Linked DNA regions of Homo sapiens: region 1 is linked to region 2. Evidence: read pairs that join two places in POLR2A ChIA-PET (ENCODE). Cell type or tissue: HepG2. All regions are shown on one strand. Each heading gives the region's core, and the rest is flanking DNA. Links, peaks and the distances in the headings are about the cores only.

Region 1 (2,913 bases), core at 270-2,769, 350 kb after region 2:
TCACAGCTCCCATAGCTCTTGCTAGAATGCTGGAGTGCTGCAATCCTCTGAAGCAGGCCTCATTGAAAAAAGAATCTCTTGGCTGGGTGTGGTGGCTCATGCCTGTAATCCCAGCTCTTTGGGAGGCCAAGGTGGGTGAATCACGAGGTCGGGAGTTCAAGACCAGCCTGGCCAACATGGTGAAACCCCGTCTTTACTACAAATACAAAAATTAGCCAGGTGTGGTGGCGGGCGCCTGTAGTCCCAGTTAGGAGGCTGAAGCAGGAGAATCGCTTGAACCTGGGAGGCGGAGGTTAGTGTGAGCGGAGATCACTGCACTCTAGCCTGAGCAACAGAGCAAGAATCCGTCTCAAAAAAAAAAAAAAAAACTCTCTCTCTCTGTTTGACCTTCTCCTGCTCTCCTTTCACCTGCTTCTTTTTCTCACCAAGGCAGGAATCTTCCCCTACCTTTCTGTATTGAAATTGGCCATAAAGAAACTCTCTGACATACCTTGTCTGAGTGTAGTTGATGACACCTTCATTTCGGTAGGACTCCTGCCCATACCCTGGAGGAAGGAAAGCTGCACAGAGAGGCCAAGGAGTTGCTGAACACAAGGGCCTTGCTGGGGTTCCCCATTCAGGGTATTAGTATTAGATCGTGCCCTTTTTGACCAATCACCTTTCTACACATTTGTCCATGCTTGAGTCATGCCTATCCAATTAAGTCTCCATAAAAGGCCAAAAGGACAGGGCTTAGGGAGCTTCCGGATAGCTGACCATGTGGAGGTCATACAGGAGTTAAGAAGAAATTACTTAGGCAGATAGTAAGGGTACAGAAGTCTTTGGTAAGGTTCTCCTTTTAATGAAAAGCAGCCCCAAATTATTTTCCTTTCTAACGAAGAGTAGCCTGTAAAATCGAGCTGCAGACATAGATGTTGGCAGTTGTGCCAATCATGTTCAAGATGGTGGCTCCATCTTCCCTTCTCTTTGTCAGCCACGTGTACAGTAAAGAGCAGACAAGATGGCGAAGGCCAAGGGGAAAGTTCATTTGCATAATATGATTAGGGTGAGGCAGCCAGCCTTCCCTGCATGCTATGTAATATCACTCTTGATCAAACCAATCTGTGAGTCCTATGTAAATCAGGCACCACATCCTCAAATCTGACTATAAAATATGGCACATCCCCCACCTGCTGGTCTTTTCCTCTCAGAAGTCCCCACTCTCACTAAAGAGAGAGCTGTGCCAGACATGGTGGCTCATGCCTGTAACCCCAGCACTTTGGAAGGCCGAGGCGGACGGATCACGAGGTCAGGAGATCGAAACCATCTCTGGCTAACACAGTGAAACCCCATCTCTACTAAAAATACAAAAAATTAGCTGGGCGTTGTGGCATGCACCTGTAGTCCCAGCTACTCAGGAGGCTGAGGCAGGAGAACGGCATGAACCTGGGAGGCGGAGCTTGCAGTGAGCTGAGATCTCTGCCACTGCACTCCAGCATGGGTGGCAGAGGAGACTCTGTCTCAAAAAAAAAAAAAAAAAAAAAAAAAAAAGAGGGAATCATGGAAACCCCAATTTGAAGCCAGTCGGTCAGAAGTTCTGGTGTGTGTAGGGGTGCAGTCTTGTGGGATTGAACCCTCAACTTGTGGGATCTGATGCTATCTTCAGGTAGATAGTGTTGGAATTGAATTGGAGGACACTCAATTCAGAATTGTCCATTGGAGAATTGGTTGTTTGCTTGGTGTTGGCAGGAGTTCCCCCCAACATTTGGTCACAGAAGACTTCTTTTTTTTTTCTTTTTTCTTTTCCTTTTCTTTTCTTTTTTTTTTGAGACCAAGTCTCACTCTGTTGCCCAGGCTGGAGTTCAGTGGTGTGATCTCTGCTCACTGCAACCTCTGCTTCCCTGGTTCAAGCATTTCTCCTGCCTCAGCCTCCCCAGTAGCTGGGATTACAGGTGCCTGCCACCACACCTGGCTATTCTTTTTGTGTTTTTAGTAGAGATAGGTTTTCACCACGTTGGTCAGGCTGTTCTTGAACTCCTGACCTCGTGATCCACCCACCTTGGCCTCCCAAAGTGCTGGGATTACAGATGTGAGCCACCGCACCCAGCCCGGTCACAGAAGACTTCTGTAGTGATTGTTACTGTGGTGTGAGAGCCAAGAAAAAAAACAGTTTGTGTTTTTTCTTCAGAGGTTTTGATTTGCATTTCCCTGGCGATTAAAGTTCTGATTTTTTAGTGGGTTCCTTAGGATTTACAGGATCTTATATATTTTCTTTTTTTGTTTTTGTTTTGTTTTGTTTGAGACAGAGTCTGACTCTGTCACCCAGGCTGGAGTGCAGTGGCACGATCTCAGCTCACTGCAAACTCTGCCTACCAGCTTCAAGGGATTCTCCTGCCTCAGACTCTGAGTAGCTGGGATTACAGGTGTGCACCACCATGCCCAGCTAATTTTTTGTATTTTTAGTAGAGACGGAGTTTCACCATGTTTGCCAGGCTGGTCTCAAACTGCTGATCTCAAATGATCTGCCCACTTTGGCCTCCCAAATGCTGGCATTACAGGCATAAGCCACCACGCCCGGCCTTGGATCTTGTATATTTTCTATATACAAGATCATGTAATCTATAGATAGTTTCACTTCTTTCTTTCCAATCTAGATGCCTTTTATTTCACTTTCTTGCTTAATTTTCCTGGCTAGAATCTCCAGTACAATACAGAATAAAAGTGGTAAGAGCGGACTTCCTTGTCTTATTTTGATCTGTCAGGAACTTTCACCATTAAGTATGATGTCAGCTGTGGGTTTTTCACAGATGCTCTTTATCAGGTAGAGGAAGTTGTCTTTTACTTGTAGTTTGTTGCATGGTTTTTTTCTTACGAAAGAATGTTGAATTTTGTCAAAGTTTTTTTCTGCATTTATTGAGATGATTAATTGCTTTT
Region 2 (2,913 bases), core at 328-2,827:
ACATGGTGAAACCCCAACTCTACTAAAAATATAAAAATTAGTTGGGCATGGTGGCATGCACCTGTAATCCCAGCTACTCGGGAGGCTGAGGCAGGAGAATCGCTTGAACCCGGGAGGCAGAGGCTGTAGTGAGCCGAGATCATGCCACTGCACTCCAGCCTGGGTGATAGAGCGAGACTCTGTCTCAAATAAATAAATAAATAAATAAATAAATAAATAAATAAATAAATAATATAAAATAGGCCAGGAGCGATGGCTCATGCCTGTAATCCCAGCACTTTGGGAGGCCAATGCAGGCAGATCACCAGAGGTCAGGAGTTCGAGACCAGCCTGACTAACATGGTGAAACCCTATCTCTCCCAAAAATACAAAAATTAGCTAGGCATAGTGGCAGGTGCCTGTAATCCCAGGTACTCGGGAGACTGAGGCAGGAGAATTGCTTGAACCCAGGAGGTGGAGGTGGCCATGAGCCGAGATCGTGCTGTAGTAAGTGAGACCGTGCCACTGCACTACAGCCTGGGTGACAGAGCGAGACTCTGTGTCAAAAAAAAAAAAATATATATATATATATATATACATATATATATATACACATATATATACATATATATACACATATATATATAATTTAAAAAAAACACTAGAAGAAAATATGCTAAGGGTGTTATTACTACCATTGCACAGGAGAGGAAGTGACAGCACAGAGGGATGGAAGTGACGTGTCACCCACTGGACAGTGACGGAGCTGAGCCTGCCCCTGCAGGTAGCTCATCCCAGAGCATTGGCGCTGGCTCCCTTACCGGGAAATGAAATGAGAAGTCAGTGCATGACATGCTGGTGGTGACAGCTATATTCCTTCTGAGTTCATGTCTCCCTCCTGGGAACAACCCCCGTCTTCTGGTCCGGTGGCCATCCAGCTGCAGAGTGTAAGTGAGATTGGCAACCAGGCGGCCTGGGCAGGGCGGAAAAGGCAAGAGTTAAATGGTGGGGGATCCCAGGCCATAAGCCTGGATTTGGGGCGGCAGCTGCCCTGGGAGCAGGAGGAGAGCTCTGACCTTGGAACTGGGGGATGAGAGACTTGATCTGGAAACAGATTGTGATATTAACTCCTTCTTTCATCTTGTTACTGGTTGAATAGGAGCACTCCACTTCATGCACTGGGATCTCAGCTGGAGAGAAGGACATCAGGGTGACCATATCCACCACGGGCCGGGAGCTGCAGGGCAGAAGGCAACCAACTCTCTCCCTCCAACCCAACTGCACGTCCCCCCTCAGATGTGGGGCTCCCGCCAGCAAAGCCAGAGAACTCTCCTTCCCTAAAGCAGACCTCAACATGTCACTGTCTCCTCTTAAGGAAAATAATAATGATACTTTTTATTTATTTATTTTGAGAGAGGGTCTCACCCTGTTGCCCAGGCTGGAGTGCAGTGGCATGATAACAGCTCACTACAGCCTCGGCCTCCCAGGCTCTAGTAATCCTCCCACCTCAGCCTCCCAAGGATCTGGGACCACAGGCATGTGCCACCACACCTGGCTAACTTTAAATAAATTTTTGTAGAGAAGGGACCTTCCTATGTTGTCCAGGGTGGTCTTGAACTCCTGAGCTCAAGCAATCCTCCCGGCTTGGGCTCCCAAAGTGCTGGGATTATAGGCATGAGCCACCATGCCTGGCCAATAATGGTGATAACTAATTAGGGCTCCCAGTTCATTCTAGCAGCCTCTGACCCATTTTCCATGAAGAAGAGAAAGCTCTTAGGAAGAGAAATCATACTGAGTTACTTTCATGCTTATGTTTAAGCCTTCAGTGATGCTTGCATGAATTTTATTATGCTTCATAATAAAGTTGCAGCTTTTGTTGTTGTTAGAGCCTCGCTTTGTTGCTCAGGCTGGAGTGCAGTGGTGCAGTCATAGCTCACTGCATCCTCACACTCCTGGCCTCCAGCGATCCTCTTGTCTCAGACTCCTGTGTAGCTGGGATTACGGGAGTGAGCCCCAGTGCCTGGCTCCTATTTTTTTTTTTTTTTTTGAGATCCTCCTCTTGGGCTCAAGCAATTCTCCTGCCTCAGCCTCCCGAGTAGCTGGGATTACAGGCGCATGCCACCATGCCCAGCTAATTTTTGTATTTTTAGTAGAGATGGGGTTTCAACAGGTTGGCCAGGCTGGTCTTGAACTCCTGACTAAGCCCCCCGTGCCTCCCATTGAAGATGTATACAGCCCCCTGCTCCTCCAGAGGGGCCCCCACAACCACGTCCACCTGACCTCAAATGATCCACCCACCTCGGCCTCCCAAAGTGCTGGATTACAGGCATGAGTCATTGCATCCGGCCTATTTATTATTTTTTTGTGGTAGGATCTCACTCTGTAGCTCAGGCTGGAGTACAGTGGCATGATCACAGCTCACTGCAACCTCGACCTCCCAGGCTCAAGTCATCCTCCTGCCTTAGCCTCCCAAGTAGCTGGGCCTACAGTCATGCACCACCATACCTGGCCAATTAAAAAAAAAAAAGAAAAGGGCTGGGCACGGTGGCTCACTCTGTAATCCTAGCACTTTGGGAGGCCGAGACGGGCGGATCCCTTGAGGTCAGGAGTTCAAAACCAGCCTGGCCAACATGGCGAAACCCCGTCTCTACTAAAAATACAAAAAAATTAGCAGGGCATGGTGGTGCATGCCTGTGATCCCAGCTACTTGGGAGGCTGATGCAGGAGAATCGCTTGAACCCAGGAGGTGGAGGTTACAGTGAGCCAAGATCGCACCACTGCACTCTGGCCTGGGCAACAGTGCAAGACTCTCTCTCAAAAGAAAAAAAAAAAGTACAGATGGTGTCCCACTGTGTTGCCCAGGCTGGTCTCAAACTCTTGAGCTCAAGTAATCTTCCTGCCACAGCCTCTCAAAGTGCTGGGATTACCCACATG

The links. ChIA-PET counts read pairs that join two places held together with the same protein. Peaks named below come from ENCODE experiments on the same cell type or tissue, not always from the same donor. Only the 100,000 strongest peaks of a DNase experiment are listed, where the experiment ranks them.
Region 1: POLR2A ChIA-PET joins it to region 2 with 16 read pairs; 2 of 35 experiments call an interaction of 5 or more read pairs at or near these places.

The regions. Positions count from the first base shown.
Region 1 is chr16:30,149,505-30,152,417 of GRCh38, reverse strand. No RefSeq gene overlaps it. Among named protein-coding and RNA genes, the nearest start is that of MAPK3, 28 kb to the right of the region's middle. In HepG2, for the core only: no CTCF peak of the experiment used is centred there; no DNase peak of the experiment used is centred there.
Region 2 is chr16:30,497,377-30,500,289 of GRCh38, reverse strand. ITGAL (integrin subunit alpha L) reads right to left here. Exons shown (of 31, transcript NM_002209.3): 16 at 1,056-1,216; 17 at 801-952. ITGAL-AS1 (ITGAL antisense RNA 1) reads left to right here and starts at 736. Exons shown (of 2, transcript NR_186415.1): 1 at 736-926; 2 at 1,139-1,860. In HepG2, for the core only: no CTCF peak of the experiment used is centred there; no DNase peak of the experiment used is centred there.